3 separate regions of the Homo sapiens genome follow, and regions 2 and 3 are each linked to region 1. Evidence: chromatin loops called from intact Hi-C (ENCODE). Cell type or tissue: endothelial cell of umbilical vein. All regions are shown on one strand. Region 1 overlaps SYNE1 (spectrin repeat containing nuclear envelope protein 1). Region 2 overlaps LOC105378061 (a long non-coding RNA gene). Region 3 holds the start of MYCT1 (MYC target 1).

Evidence for each region. A loop is a pair of places that touch in the nucleus more often than their neighbours do. Peaks named below come from ENCODE experiments on the same cell type or tissue, not always from the same donor. Only the 100,000 strongest peaks of a DNase experiment are listed, where the experiment ranks them.
Region 2: a loop joins it to region 1, with 12 times the contacts of the local background. A loop is called at or near these places in 34 of 110 quality-filtered maps.
Region 3: a loop joins it to region 1, with 6 times the contacts of the local background. A loop is called at or near these places in 4 of 110 quality-filtered maps.

The regions. Positions count from the first base shown.
Region 1 is chr6:152,550,255-152,555,254 of GRCh38, reverse strand. The region is part of intron 3 of SYNE1 (spectrin repeat containing nuclear envelope protein 1); the gene reads left to right. Among named protein-coding and RNA genes, the nearest start is that of SYNE1, 85 kb to the left of the region's middle. In endothelial cell of umbilical vein, a CTCF peak has its summit at 2,479 (motif pointing left); a DNase peak (open chromatin) is centred at 2,454.
Region 2 is chr6:152,667,951-152,672,950 of GRCh38, reverse strand. It overlaps LOC105378061 (a long non-coding RNA gene), which reads right to left. Exons shown (of 5, transcript XR_001744416.2): 4 at 4,824-4,895. Among named protein-coding and RNA genes, the nearest start is that of MYCT1, 27 kb to the left of the region's middle. In endothelial cell of umbilical vein, a CTCF peak has its summit at 2,844 (motif pointing right); DNase peaks (open chromatin) are centred at 1,530 and 2,870; H3K27ac peaks cover 2,098 bases.
Region 3 is chr6:152,694,807-152,699,806 of GRCh38, reverse strand. MYCT1 (MYC target 1) reads right to left here and starts at 1,910. Exons shown (of 2, transcript NM_025107.3): 1 at 1,709-1,910. The coding sequence starts at 1,904. In endothelial cell of umbilical vein, no CTCF peak of the experiment used is centred here; DNase peaks (open chromatin) are centred at 866, 1,996, 3,046 and 4,056; H3K4me3 peaks cover 1,963 bases; H3K27ac peaks cover 4,886 bases.

The sequences.
Region 1 (5,000 bases):
TTATACTGGGGGAACGGATTGAGAATGTAAACAGAATATCTTTTCCAATTTCCCCAAAGACACAACATATCTATGACAAAGATATAATAATTGTAACAAAAAATATGAGTTTATTTTAAAATCAAGAGTCTCTATTTTACTTCTTTGCTCTTCCTAAGATTTCTCATCATGTTGCTTTTTCAAAATCTCACTTCCCATTTATGAGTATTTGAAATATAAGTCTTCCTCTTTTAAGATGTCTTAAACCTCATTACCTTCTGGTGATTTGAGAAGTAACTGGTTAAAGACAAAAGAAAGTGATGGGTCTGTGTAAAAATTAGAACTTAAGTCCTACCTACAAACATTTAAATTAAAATGTTTTCTTGGAAGGTTGCAGGATGAAGGAAAATACATTTGGGGCCCAGATTCTGCCTACATGCCACTACTTGGCAATCCATGTTTTTTATTTGTGTAGGCTCTTGGGTGATGATGTTTAAGAACTGGAAAAATGGTATCATATTCAGGAGAAATAGTTATGCAAAGGGTGGATGATGATATGGAGGTCAGAGGGGAGAACTAGATAGTGGCTGCCAAAGTTGTCTGGTTAGAGAAGTAAAATGGTACCTTAGATAGGCAGGCTCAGAGGGTAGAAATATACAACCAAGTTTGGTTGGTTAAACTGAGGAAGCATATGAATTAGTAAGAAACTGATAAAAAAAACTAAGATGTCTAAGATGGTTTGGAGAACTCCATGATTGGCTGCCTCAAGAAAGCTATGGCCCCTTCCCTGTCCTTGCACTATCGATCTTTTGATCCAGAAGTCCTCAGACTTTTGATCCAGTCCTCAGAAAAGTGCAAAAGTGGGCCTTGAACACTTTGTTCATTTTGAAATAAATGGAGGAGGCAGCATCTCTTGGTGGTCAAGTGTTTGGCTGTAGTCCCAAATAGAAATAGGAGCAAATCTTGACCCCCTTTGAATGCAGTGTATCGAACATAGCATACAACTAATGAGAACTACTGATCTCATTATTATTGGGACCGTGCTGCTATTCTCATTGTTACTGGGACTGTTTAAATTTTTAGAGCTTAGTAGTTAACATTGTAGCTGGTGCAGCAGATGACTGGGGCACAGTGCAGACCATGCCCCTCAGCTCTGAGGCCCTCATTCCCAGCTCTCCAAATGTTGCCTGCTGAAGACTCACAGCTGAGCCTCTCCCCAGGACTGGTCCTCAGCCCCGGGGATCTGCCTTTCTCAAGTTATACCTCCTCCCAGGGCCACCCCATATCCAGCAACTGGCCAATACCTGGATGCAAAGTCCCAGCCCCTTGCCTTCATTTTGGACATCTCTGAAAGACTCTCCTAGCTTCAGCTGCATAATTGCATGAGTCCAGCATCTCCCTGTGTCCTAATTCTGCTTCTCCACACTTAAAGTTTTTAGTTCTTGAGAGCACATGCTAAAAAACCTCCTGCTGACAAAATTCCTTCTAGAATTTGTTTCCCTGTTATCCTGACCTGTGACACATGATATAATAATAATACCAAGGCAGATGCAAATATAGACATGTGAAAGGAAAATTATTCTGTGGATTCATAGGTGAGCCAGTTCCCATAAACATTTCCTGCTCTGTTGAGGAGGCTCAAGTAGTAGTAAGATGGGCTGAGAATGAGGATAGACAAGGTTGAAGAACTGGAGATAGGCGGTCAAGATGTCCGTGGATAGGAGAACTCTTTATAGTTTGTAGCTCGGGAAGATAACTGAGCATCATGGCCTAGCTTGGAGGTGCTCTATTGACCAGCTGGATTCTGGCCATATCGTTTTTAATATAGTACGGGGGAAAGGGAGTAAGGAGGGTTTCATTTGACTTTGGCACTTGCTTGCTGAGATACCCATTTCTGACACGGTTTCCTCATCTGTGAGTTGGGAATTGCGTCTACATTGCCTATCTCCAGATAGGTTGTGATATGTAAAGTTATTCTGGAAACCCCAATGGGCAATTTGGACGTGAGAGTAGAATGAAGTGATTGAAGGTATGGGCTTTTGAGTCAGACAGATATCCATGCTCCACGTTTAGTGTCTTGTGTCACCTCAAGGGAGTTGATGAACCTCGTTTGCTCCAGTCTCTTTACATGTAAAATTGGTGAGGGTGGAGGATATTTTCTCATACGGTTATTGCAAAGTTTTAATTAGATAATATGTGTAGTAAATATATGCAACATATGCCTGCCACATACATTCTAAATAGAAGATAGATTTCTATTATTATTAAAAGTAACCTTTAAAATTATTCATTACTATACGAATAAACTTGAGCATGTGAGGTTGGATTGACACTCAGGAAATTTATTTGTGACATCCACCAGCTGCTGTCTCATGTGGAAACCCCTGCAGCTGCCGCGGTGGCCACAGGTTCTGGAGTCCAGTAGATCTTCTATTATGAGGAGGGTCACTAACGCCACGCTAGATCTGAAGCAGCGGAAAGCAACAGCACCACCTGGTGCTCTGTGCAGGATTAACCACTGAGTGCAGGTCTTCCAAGTGGCTAATTGAATTACATGGTGGGGGTTGAATTTGAGATTGCAATTTCTAACACTGGCTCTTTAAACTCTGTGATTTGACCTTATTTCTCAGGTTCACTCTTTTAGGTGCTTGCTGTTTTTCATTTCATCTCCATCTGAGATTTATGAGTTTTGTTGTTAAAATTGTAGCTCTCTTTACGTCTTGTCAAGGGGACAGGTAGTATAAAATATAGGTGAAATTGTGTCAAATTATTGTATCCGTGCTGGATACTGACAAAATAATATATAAATATATAATATAAATATGTAAATATATAAATATAAGTATTTATATGAGAGAGGGAGAGAGAGAAGGAACATTTAGATCACAGGGTGAGACTAAGAAATAATATTAGCAGTAATTTGAAATGCAAAATCCCAAAATGTGAAAATGTAAAATTGTAAAATCCTGAACCTACTTAAGATAAAGAGCAGTAATTTGATGAAAAGCAACGACCAAACTTTGAAAGCACTCTCTGAGAACAGTCATGTTTGTTTGAGAGAACTGTGGGTTTTTTAAAAGTCTGGATTAAATATTGGACATAAAATATACGAACACTGTGACCAGCTTTTCTCCCCCCTTTTCCCCATTCCACACCAAACAATGTATTTTGAATTGTTGAAACTCTTGGTATTGGAATACAGTTTCAGGTTAAAATAAAGTGGTTCTATGAAGGTAGTATTTCAGGACATTTTTCAAGACTCCCTTTCTTTCTGGTGCCCTGGTATTGCTAAGAGCTCATAACAGGAAAATATTTCATAGTTTTGGTGGCTTTCTTGCAAAAGCAGGAGACGCCACATTTTACAGGAGGGAGCTGGCTACATGTGGCAAGTTTGTCCAGCCTCAGCTTGAAGTCCTTCTCAAGGCTTCTGTGTGTGCTCTCTGATTGGAAATAACCTTTCATCCAAGAGATCAGTTGTCTTCATGTTTTCATTAACATGCACCTTTATATGTAATTCAGTAGGAAAACTCTTAGATGTGAAGGCAGCATTTTCTCCTTAGCTTCCATTGTAGCAAACAGTAGGAGGGTAGGCTTTCATGTTTTCCACAAGAATAATCTTTAATCATGTAGAAGTGATATTTTTTAAATATACTAATATATTTCATGTCACTGTTCTGAACTTTTCTTTGCATTTACAAAACTTGGACTGTGATGTAATTCTTTTTGATTCCTGTTTCCCTGATGGACTCTCAGGGACCAAACCCATCCTCTCAGATTGCATCCACAGCTGGTCAGCAGAACGGCTGGTACATGTGAGGGGCACAGTGGAATTCATTAAATTAGTGAATCAAATAATCAGCAAATTGATCTGGTCAAAATTAGATTAGGGTAAGAGTCTGACTACTAAATACTGTTCATTATTCTGTAACTCTTCAGCCTTCATTCCAGTTTCTAGATTTCTGGCGTATTTCCTCACCCCCACTATTCTTTAGCTTCCTTGTTCACATCCGAGTTAATGGTCTTCTCTGTGTACGTGGCAGGTTATTTGTGAGAATCCAAATGAGAAATGTATACAAAACATGAATAAGTTCAAGTGCTGTACAGATACAAGGTAAAAGGTATTTTCATTACTTTACTATCCGATCATTGTCTCCTGCAACATTATATCCACAAATAGAGGAAGGAAAAGGTGTCAGGAAAAAATCCACAAAAGTTCTGCTTGAAACTGTTCAAATGTGGTCTTGATTTAGAACTAAAAGGTTTGAAGTGCCACAATAAGCTGTGCTGTTTTTCCTCCCACTGTATTGATTGCTTTGTGCTCTCTATTGTGATTATTACTCTCTGAGTGCACATCTCCATCCCTGCACTTCTGTGTGATTCACACAACCCTTTATCCGAAAGTCTAAGGACCCCAGCTTTGTTTTCAAACTCAGAATCTTTTGGATTTTAGAAACGTGATACGGTGCACATACTATTTATTATGGTTCACTCTCAATCAGAGTCTGTGGCAGCACCTTGCAATCAAAGACGTTGATATTTCTGCAGAGAAAAGTATGAATTTTCACATTAAGTGGAATAATGAAAGACTATAAATAGTCTTTTCTCAATTCAGGTCAATTTTTTGCTACCAAATTATTTACTACAAAGTTACAAAACTGAGGCCCATCCAAGGCTTCAAGGCTGATGCATCTGTCCCCTCCTCTCTCCCACACCCCCATACATACGAGATGACAAATTCTTCGTGAGATGAAAGCATTTCCACATTGTTGTCACCCTAGAAGCCAACCCAGTGCCTAGCACATTTTCTAATATATGTGTCCTTATATAACTGCCACCATTGTGACAAATACATTAAAATTTGGTAAATTGTAATATTTTTAAAATATTTGTTTTTTAAAAAATAGATTTTGCTTTATATAGTTCTAAAATATTTTTTAGAGGTTAAGAATTATAAGATAAATCAAACACACTATCAGATCTATCCACCCTCTCCCACTTATACCTTCCCACCACATGAGACC
Region 2 (5,000 bases), 120 kb before region 1:
TTTCTTTTTTTTTTTTTTGAGACGGAGTCTCTCTCTGTCACCCAGCCTGGAGTGCAGTGGCGCCATCGCGGCTCACTGCAAGCTCTGCCTCCCGGGTTCACGCCATTCTCCCGCCTCAGCCTCCCGAGTAGCTGGGACTACAGGCGCCCACGACCACGCCCGGCTATTTTTTTTTTGTATTTTTAGTAGAGACGGGGTTTCACCATGTTAGCCAGGATGGTCTCGATCTCCTGACCTCGTGATCCGCCCGCCTCGGCCTCCCAAAGTGCTGGGATTACAGGTGTGAGCCACCGCACCCGGCCAATATTTTCAACTTATGATAGGTTTATTGGAGTAAGTCCAAGAGCATCTGTACATGTTAACATGTAATTTTTGACATGGAGATAATAACCCAGGGTGTAGAAGGTATAACCTCAGCCTCTTTGCACCATATAACCACGGAACATACAGACAGAAAGAAATGATGCTCTGCAACAAGGAAAATAAGCTGTGAAGTAGTGGTGTTAAAGGAAACCCTTTACATTACACTTTGATGCTAATTGTCTCAATTAAAGACAAAAATGTTACCTTTTTCACATTAAGTGAAAAGAAGCTAGACATGAACAAAGATACATTGTGATGCCATAATATTGCTCTTAGAAATTGACATTTCAAAGTGATTGCCATTAACACTCATTACTATGGATACAGTCAAGAATTCATTTTTTCTGTCCTTCTAACAATGGTTTCAAAGTGGCTGAGCGGAACGGAAGACCTGAAAGTGGGCCGGTGATGCTATAATACTGGAATAATTATAAAACAATCACAAGAAAGCTTGTTTATTCTATAACCACATTATCCTATACGGTGGCCATATTTGTCCATTTAAATGTAAGTTAATTAAGACTAAATTAAATTAAAATTCAGTTTTTCAGTAATGCTAGTCATGCTTCATATGCTTGTAGCTAGCAAGCTTTCATTCACTTGTAACTAGCAGCTGCCATATGGACATCATAGATACAGATTTCCATCAGCACAGAAAACTCTACTGGACAGTGCTGTTTTATAATCACCAGATTTTTTTAAGTTACCCATGAAATTATGTATTACGTATTTGAGGTTATCCGTATTCTGTAAAATAGCAATGACATAGTAGAAATATTCTTCTATAGTATTGAAAGGCTCTGTAACCTCATGAGAAGAACACAAAATTCAGACTCACATAAGTCTAGATTCTAATCTTAACTCTGCTGACTGACCTTGGACATACTACTTTTTGTTTCTAAGCTTTTGTTCCTTCATTTGCAAAATGAGGTAGCAAAATGCTTGCCTCATAAGAAGTTTATAAATATCAGAAATAACATACGTAAAGGTGCTTCCTATGGTGCCTGACACATAGTTGGTATTAACTTATGGTTGTTATTGTTTTTATTAATTAACAAAGGAGAAGACAGTAAAGCTGTCGGTGGTCACAGACACAAGTCATACTTTTGCATAAAAGGTGAATCTTTATTTTCTAGAAAACGTATCTTATAAGCTCAGTTCATTTTCATAGTATCACACCAAAAATGTTTGTGATCATAGTAATCACAGAATAGTGAGGAAATGACCAAGCAAGGATAGGAAAATATATAACCACAAAGGAATCAGTGAGTCAGGAAGAGGATAACGAGAATTTTAAATGGTATGAAGCGGAAAAGACAGAGATAATAAAGAAGGACACAAATATGCAAGAATAGAAAGGAAGAAATAATCTCAGATACAGTTCCTCCTGGAAATATACCAGAAAGATATGTGAAAACATAATGACACAATCAAATAGGGAAGGGAAAATGATTTCTTACTACAAGACTGTGAGGAAACAGCTTTTCTATAAAATTATTTTTCCTGTGCTAGAGAAGCATATAAATCTAAAAGATTAAAGAGAAAAAAAGAAGGCAAAACTGCTGCAGAACATCTACTTCTGGTGTGTTTTTAACCTTATGCATGTTCTTCTAAACTGAAGTGCCACTGTTTTTAACACATAATATGAGTAAGATGAATTAGATATTTAATCCCTCCAGATTTAGTATATATTGTTCATGGTAAGAAGTTTGGCTTTGACGACCAAAATGTGCACTCTCTGAGAAGTTTCATCACAAAAAGGCACTCCTGTAAAGTCATGTGCCTCAATTGCCAGGAGGGGCATATATGAAGGATAACACAGTAATGGAGAACAGAAGAGTCACATGTCACTGTGGCCAAAGCTTCCATAATGGAGAATTAAGGAGTCAATGTGATAAAGCTGCAGAGCTAGGGAGGGATCTCAGGCATTGCCTGTATATTCCATGGGGAAAACCAGCTGCTTGAATTTAACCTGGACACTGGAAGAGATAAGGTGTTTGGAAAGGAAAGCAAATCAGCCCTTTTATATAAGACTGGGGCTTTTTAACATCCAGAATTTGGATGAAACAAGAAGCAGAGTGAAAAATTTGGGCAGAAAATTTTGAAACAGCCCAGAGTTCTCAGACTCAGCAATAAATTTCCATTTGATCTGGGGAAGTAAAGTCAAGATCAAATAAAGATAAAATTGAGACCTATTAATATAACCCAACATGTGTGTATTGAATCCCCATATTTGGCATAAAAGTATCAAGTACTGAGGATGCAATGATGACCAAAACTATCACAACCCCAGCCTTTTGAAACTTAACCATCTGTGTCTAAAAACAGGTAATTTTATTTCAATCACTGTTAATATTGTTAGTTTAATAAACATATATATTCTTATTGATAAAGGCATTTGTTTGGAAAAATCAGTCATATAAAGAGCCTATTGTAAAACCTTATCCACCATCTAAGTACTGCAAGGAGTTAATGAAACTCACCAGAAGATGGCAATACATAACCTCCTATCTCTGCTGTTATAATTGCTAAGGCCAAAAGGTAAACCTAAAAACTCCTATGACACCTCTATTACAATTGCAAATAACACTTTTTATTTTAGTTGTTTGCATCAGGCATGCTATGTATATTATGATCACGAGGCAGTATAAGTATTATCAGATTTACAGGATTTTATTGATAAGTAGGTAGCTAAAAAGTGCAATGTTATAAAAATCTCAGATCTGAAGGCCCATAGCAAGACATCTCTTTGGTCTACTTGCTCTCTTTACCCTTTTCTTATTTTGAACAATGTAGAAGATTCAACAATGGCAAAATTTATGAATATAAAGTATTAATACAATTGTCCTATAAAAATTAGTTGTTTTTACATTTGAAACTTTAGCCTCAATATGTATGTATTGTATCATAAAAATATTCAAGTGTTTTTTATTTTTCTTGAAAGGCAATTCAAAATTTTAGCTTTAATTAGTTATGCAAAGTAGGTTTTGTTTTCCATTTTAAACTCAAAATAAAAATATTTCAGTTATTTCGTCAGTTTGTTTAATGGAACCAGCTAAATATTCAACTATTGAAGTCAACTGAGTTATCCTTAATATGAATATAGCAATAATAATCTAAAATCATGAGTGAATCAGTCATATTCATTAAAATGTGGAAGAAACCTATTATCTATTCAAGCAGAAAAGTATTATTACCCTAGACATCTAAAAGTGGTTGAATAATAAGGATTTGTGTTTAATTTCAGCTGATGTTGTGGTTGATTAGAGTTAAAACTCTAAAAAAAAGGGAGACATAATAAAAACTGTAAAAGTTTGCTCTTCTCTTTATGGAAGTAAAAAATACACTATAGCTCCCAATAGAGATAGGTTGAATAGGCCTATCTCTATTTTGTAAAAATAGTTTGTAAAAAATAAATGCACTAAAGTTCTTGTGTACTATGTAGAAAATGGCCAAATACTCAAGCAGTATTTGTTGCATTTCTTCCAAACTTAACACTAAAATACATTAGAGCACCAAAACCAGTCAAAATTGTGGGAATGAAACTCAAACAACATCCATAATTTAGGAGAAATTTTAGTCACTATAAAATGATGGAACTGGATAAGAAATGAAATCAGTGACTTATCATTGTTCTGACATACTAAAAAACAGAAAGAATGGTTTTCCCCTTCTCTGCAAAGGGAAGTTCTATTTTTGTGGTGAATCCAGAAAACCAGGCATGCATTATTAATGGGAGTAATAATAATAACAAAAAAATTTTTACAGATTTGAAAAAAGATTTAACTAAGTAGCTCAAAAGTATATATTTTTACAGGCAAATCAATTTGTAATCCAGATGTCCTGATTTTTGTTAATGCTATATCTACCCTTGATTCATTAAGAGTAATATTCTATATCTTGAAGGTGTACCATCTCTAATGAGCAAAAATTCCTGACTGTGCCATAATTTTCCTCTCCATTGATATTTCCAGGAATCCTTTGAAAAGTTATCAGTTATAATATGAATCCATAAATATTACCAAATTTGATGAGCAGCCTCTGTCAAACTTTAAATAAGAGTTAATAAACCAAGTAATTTAAGTTTAAATTTATTAAATATATAAGGATAAGCAGTAAGAAAAATAATATGATATTGCTGTAAGTAGGCTAGATAATAGGAGGAAAAGAAGAAAAAATACACTAAATCTGCATTGCTCATATCTAAGAGTCAATAGATACTGTCTAAACATATAGAGACTATGGAAATACTAAATAGAGTTAGGTAGATGTAACATCAGCAAGATAGTGGAGTAGGCAATCTCAGCCCTTGTCTTTCTACAAAAACAGTAACTTAACCACTATTCGTAGGCCAAAAATAACTCTGGGAGAGGTCCAGAGTCTAATAAAGAAGCTGTACCAAGCCCGTGGAGCACAAAAACTGAGGATCGCCTCATAGAAAACAGTAGGAAGCATTTTACCTGTGTAACCTCATATCTCAGGCCTGCATAGCTCAGCATCAAGAGAAATCTTCTTGGTTGCCACTTCATCCCCTGGTGAAAAAGGAGGATAGAAAGATACCGTGGTCCTTACCACTGCCACAGATAACCACAGCCTTCACCACAGAAAATCCCCACAGTCTTTGCCAATGCAGATCT
Region 3 (5,000 bases), 140 kb before region 1:
CTCTTATTAATATCAAGTTTATTTTAATCTTTTAGTCAGTGAATAATGATTTGTTTTTTTAAGTAAACCTGAAATTTAATTTTGAATGGTTTGAAAAAAATAGATTGACTTCTACATATTAATTTTTGCAAAAACTACTTTACTTTTGAATAATTTATACAGAACACTTTTATAATGATGAATTTGATTTAGACAGACTCTAGCTCTTTTTCAGTGTGCATTTAGCACTTATTTTCTCTATAAGTGAGGACAGCAAATAATATTTTAACAAGCATATAATCAGACATCTACAATTCAAAGGCTTCTGTCTAGTGCTAGCTACCTAAAATAACCTATTACCAAAGCCTTTCTTTACAATGTACTAGAATAATCTTTTTTCTTCTTCTTAATTCTGTTACATAAATTTATTAGGAGCTCACCAATATCCTTCCTTTTCAGTCTTCCAGCAAACATAAATGTAGGTGAGAAAAAAAGAATGAGTTAATTCTTTTTTTTCTTATGCTGAATTTTAATATCTTTTAAAACCAATAAATATTTGTCCCCACATTTTTCATCTAAGAAAGTACATAGGTTAAAGGACTGGAGTGAATTCTTTTCATGCAAATTTCTGTGATGGTAGACATATAGATTGCTGGGAAAAGTCGGCCACTACTGCTCACTGTTTATGTGAAAGTTCCCAAAACCCCACCTTGAATCACAGCAGAAAGTCTGAATTGTACACTGAGAGGATTAAAAACTTGTTCTGGCCATATAAACAGATCTGTCCATATATACTATTTTCTTCATTAAAGTGTTTTTCTGAATTTAATTTAAATTGCCTCCTTTAATATAAAAATTTCCCTGAACCCAAGAGTACATGTCAACTCCCCATGTGAGCCCATCTTCTTTGTACCTCTAACCTGGAGCAACTGAGTTTTGACCTCAGCACAGTCCCATTGTCAACATCAGGGAACACTGGACTGTTAGCTGTGGCTGGACTCAGACAAAAAATTCTCCAAAAAATACTTTTGTATTGTTCTTTCCCCCCAACCCCTGTGATAGGATTCCATTGAATGTTACACGTGATGTTATTTCCACTTAATCTTTTCTACTATAGTTTTCTCAAATTTCATATTATTCCATGTTTTATTTGTTATACTCTAAAGTCATTCATTTATTTTACCTGTGTTATTGCACTTTAAATTCACTCATTTAAGTACAGATGTTATTAGGATTCACTTTGGAAATTAAAGCATATAACATTCACAACATAAGTGAAAATAGCCTCTATGGAAAATCTCAGTTTCATAAAATAAAATATATAATCTATAACCTTCAAACAAATGAAAGTTAATTTTTCCAACAAAATCTACATGCCATATTCTAAGCAGGAATTACCTCCACCTTATGTTTTTTATTTTTATCCTCACTATTTCCTAATTATATTTTGTAACACCAGCCAAAATCTGTACTTAATACCCAGATTCTTCTTGAATATCTTCATAGAACACTATAAAGACAAATAAATATATAAGTATATATTTATATCTATAAATATATTTCTGCTAATAAACGTATGAAATAGATTTCTGTTAATAAACATGAAAACTTTAAGTAATCACATTATAGTAAACAAAATGTCTCAGAGATTTTCACTGTTTTAATAATCACGCAGTGCATTTCTTACATCCTAATTTTAAATTTTAAACAGTAAAAGAAAATACCTTACCCCAAAAGTTTTCTGGCCATGGACTCCCTAAACTTGTTGTGTTATTAGCCATAATATCCACAAGAAATAGAAGAAAGAGAAGAAAAACAGAAAGAAAAACCAGTATGTCGAAAAAAAGCAGTTTGATTCTATCTCTTTGTAGTACAGCAAGAGAAAAATAATTTTTACACAACCCCTCATATACTTGTGTTCGCATAAAAGGAAATAAGTGTATCATGTTTCCTGCTTTTATACTCAAATTAGCAACTGTTTTTCTTATCTTGGAATTCCACATGGTTCCTGAGACACAAAACAATGTCCTTTTCATCATTTCCTCAGCTAAGTTCCTAAGTTCTCTCCTCTCAGCCACCTCCAAAACTGCTTTTAGGATAACAGGGTTGTGTGTGTGTGTGTGTGTTTGTGTGTGTGTGTGTGTGTGTTTCCTCATCCCCTACTGACATGGAAAGGAAGACTCCAAACTCTCAGCTACAGCACCTTGAATTAAATGTATACAGAATTGAGAAATAGACCACGTTCCAATGCTTGAAAATTAAATTTATATAGTAAATTGGGGGAAAGGACTATTCAAAACTCAGATACTTACTAAATTCTTTGTTGTTGTTGTTGTTGTTGTTTTTGAGACTTAGTCTCGCTCTGTCGCCCAGGCTGGAGTGCAGTGGTACGATCTCGGCTCACTGCAACCTGCCCCTCCCAGGTTCAAGCGATTCTCCTGCCTCAGCCTCCAGAGTAGCTGGGATTACAGGCGCGTGCCACCACACCCGGCTAATTTTTGTATTTTTACTAGAGATGGAGTTCCACCATGTTGGCCAGGCTGGTCATGAACTAGGCCTGACCTCAAGTGATCCACCTGCTTTGGCCTCCCAAAGTGCTGGGATTACAGCCATGCGCCACTGCGCTCGGCCACTATATTCTTAACATGTCTGTTTCTCTATTTGGTATACAAATTTTGAAAGTTATTTAATTCATTTCATAAATATCTAAGTGTAATTTATATAAAATTTGTGTTACTCTTTACTTAGTATTTAGTATGAAAAAACAGTTTCTACATTGAAGAAATATATTTAAAATCAAGGAGGGAAAACATAAATGCAAAATTTTTCATTACAAAGTTTGTTAAGTGCTATAACAAAGGGTACAACGATCTCAGGAATTTGTTTTTTATAGAGAAGTTTGAGAACTGATATAGGAAAGAGTTACATGAAACATTTTGAGAAACACAAGTTAGTTAACATTTCAAGAGTCTTTCCTCAAGCTTTGCTTGTTTAGACTGGATCCTCTGAGGACTTTGGAGGCACTGGAAATTGTGAATAACGTGTCAAACTGCACCTAGTAACTGCGCTAAACTGCATTCCATGATCTGGCTTCATCAATCTTTGAGTAACTCTAGCCTGAACTCTTGCATATATCTTGTATTAATCATATTCTAACTTATTAGTCATTAGAATATGACTTAGTGCAAAGTAGTATTCCTCTTTGTGAAGTCTGTAATATATTCCTGAGTAGTTCTAAGAAAACAACAAAAAAAGACAGTTATATTAATTTTTGCAGTCCTGCTTCTTCCAAAATGAGGTTGTTTCTGATCAGTCTCATTTTTTTGTGAATTTAAGTATAAATTTATTAGAAATTAAAATATAAATCATCTAAGAGAATTATAAAACGTCATAGAAAATTTAGAGAATTCACTGAGCAAATATAAAGACTCACCTCTATAATATTCTTGCTAAAGTTTATTTTCAAATAATCCAGTAAATAAAAGCTCCTACTATTACTTAACAGACAAAAAGGGCTTACATTTCAACAGTTGTCTTTACTTTTCAATATTGTTAACAAAGTTCATAAAAATAGAAAATTAAAAGAACATGTTATTTCTGAAGAAAATGTAATCTGGATGAAAGTATATTGAAATACTAATCACTTTACTGTTCTAAAAGCATCGAGTACGATTCTTAATTACTAAATGTATTTTTAAATACACATTTTGCATTATTAAAGGTTACCTGATTGCAATAAATCCTAATTTCAAAGGTGTATATAATTTCCTAAACACTGCATAGATTGCATTTTCCTTAAAATAAACCAAAATGAGTGGAATGGGTAACTGACATTGTCTCAACTGCCTTCTGTGCAGAAACAGAGCTCATTCCATTTCAGGGCTGGGATACAGGCTGACACTTCCTTTCATTGTTCTATGTTGAACTATGCAGATTTTCTCCCAATGGGTTTTCATTTTTGCAGATGGCCACAACCCAGTCAAAACTCTAAAGAAAATGTGTTTCTTAAATCAGTTTATGACCTAGGAATAGCTTGCTTGTGGACAGCACTGGCTCTTGTCTGTGTATGTAATTTGCTTGGTAAGGGTTCATACCTTTCCCTGGCATGGATCTATCTAAGTGAATGTTTATGTCTACGTGATTTTTGAGTCCCATGACTTGTCATGCCACAACAGGAACTTGATTTTTATCTTTACAAAACTGTTAGGTTTGCTTTTCTACTGCTCATTATTTCATAACCTGGGTCTTTAGGTCTGGGTTCTCCAGTGGTCATAAAGTACATTGAGAAGTTTGTTCTTGCCTCAGATATTCACATGACTTCCTCACTCTCCTCATTCACGTCTCTGGCCAGAAGTCACTCTTCAACAGGCACTCGCTAACCACCCTGTCTAAAGTGTTCCCACTTAAACCATGCTCTGTCTCCTGACCCTATGTTATTTATCATACCCTGACATTATGCTATATATGTGTCTTAGTCTGTTCCAGCTGCTATAACAAAATATCCTAAACTGGGTGGCTTTAAAACAACAGAAATTTATTTCTCAATTCTAGAGGCTGGGAAGTTTAAGATCAAGGGGTTGGCAGGTCAGTGTCTGTTGAGGGCTCGCTGTCTCGTTGACAGTCATCTTCTCGTTGTGATCCCACACTGTGCAAGGAGTGAAGGGTCACTTTCAGCCTCTTTTATAAGGACACTAATCCCATTCATGAGGGTTGGATAACCCAAATCACTCCCAAAGTTCCCACCTCTTCCTACCATCACCTTGGCGGGGAGGATTTCAACATATTAATTTTGGGGGAACGTAAGCATTCAGGGTACATAAAAATGCTTTGCTTTTTTGGTTGTGTTTTGTCTCTTCCACCAGCAATAAGTTTCATGAGGATAGGAGCTTTATTGATTTTGTTCACAAACTGAACTCCAGTGGCTGAAATAGTGCCTGGCATGCAATAGGCTCTTCATAAATATTTATTAAATAGGGAAATGAAATAATTTGAAGGGATCTCAAGATGAAAGTATTTTGGAC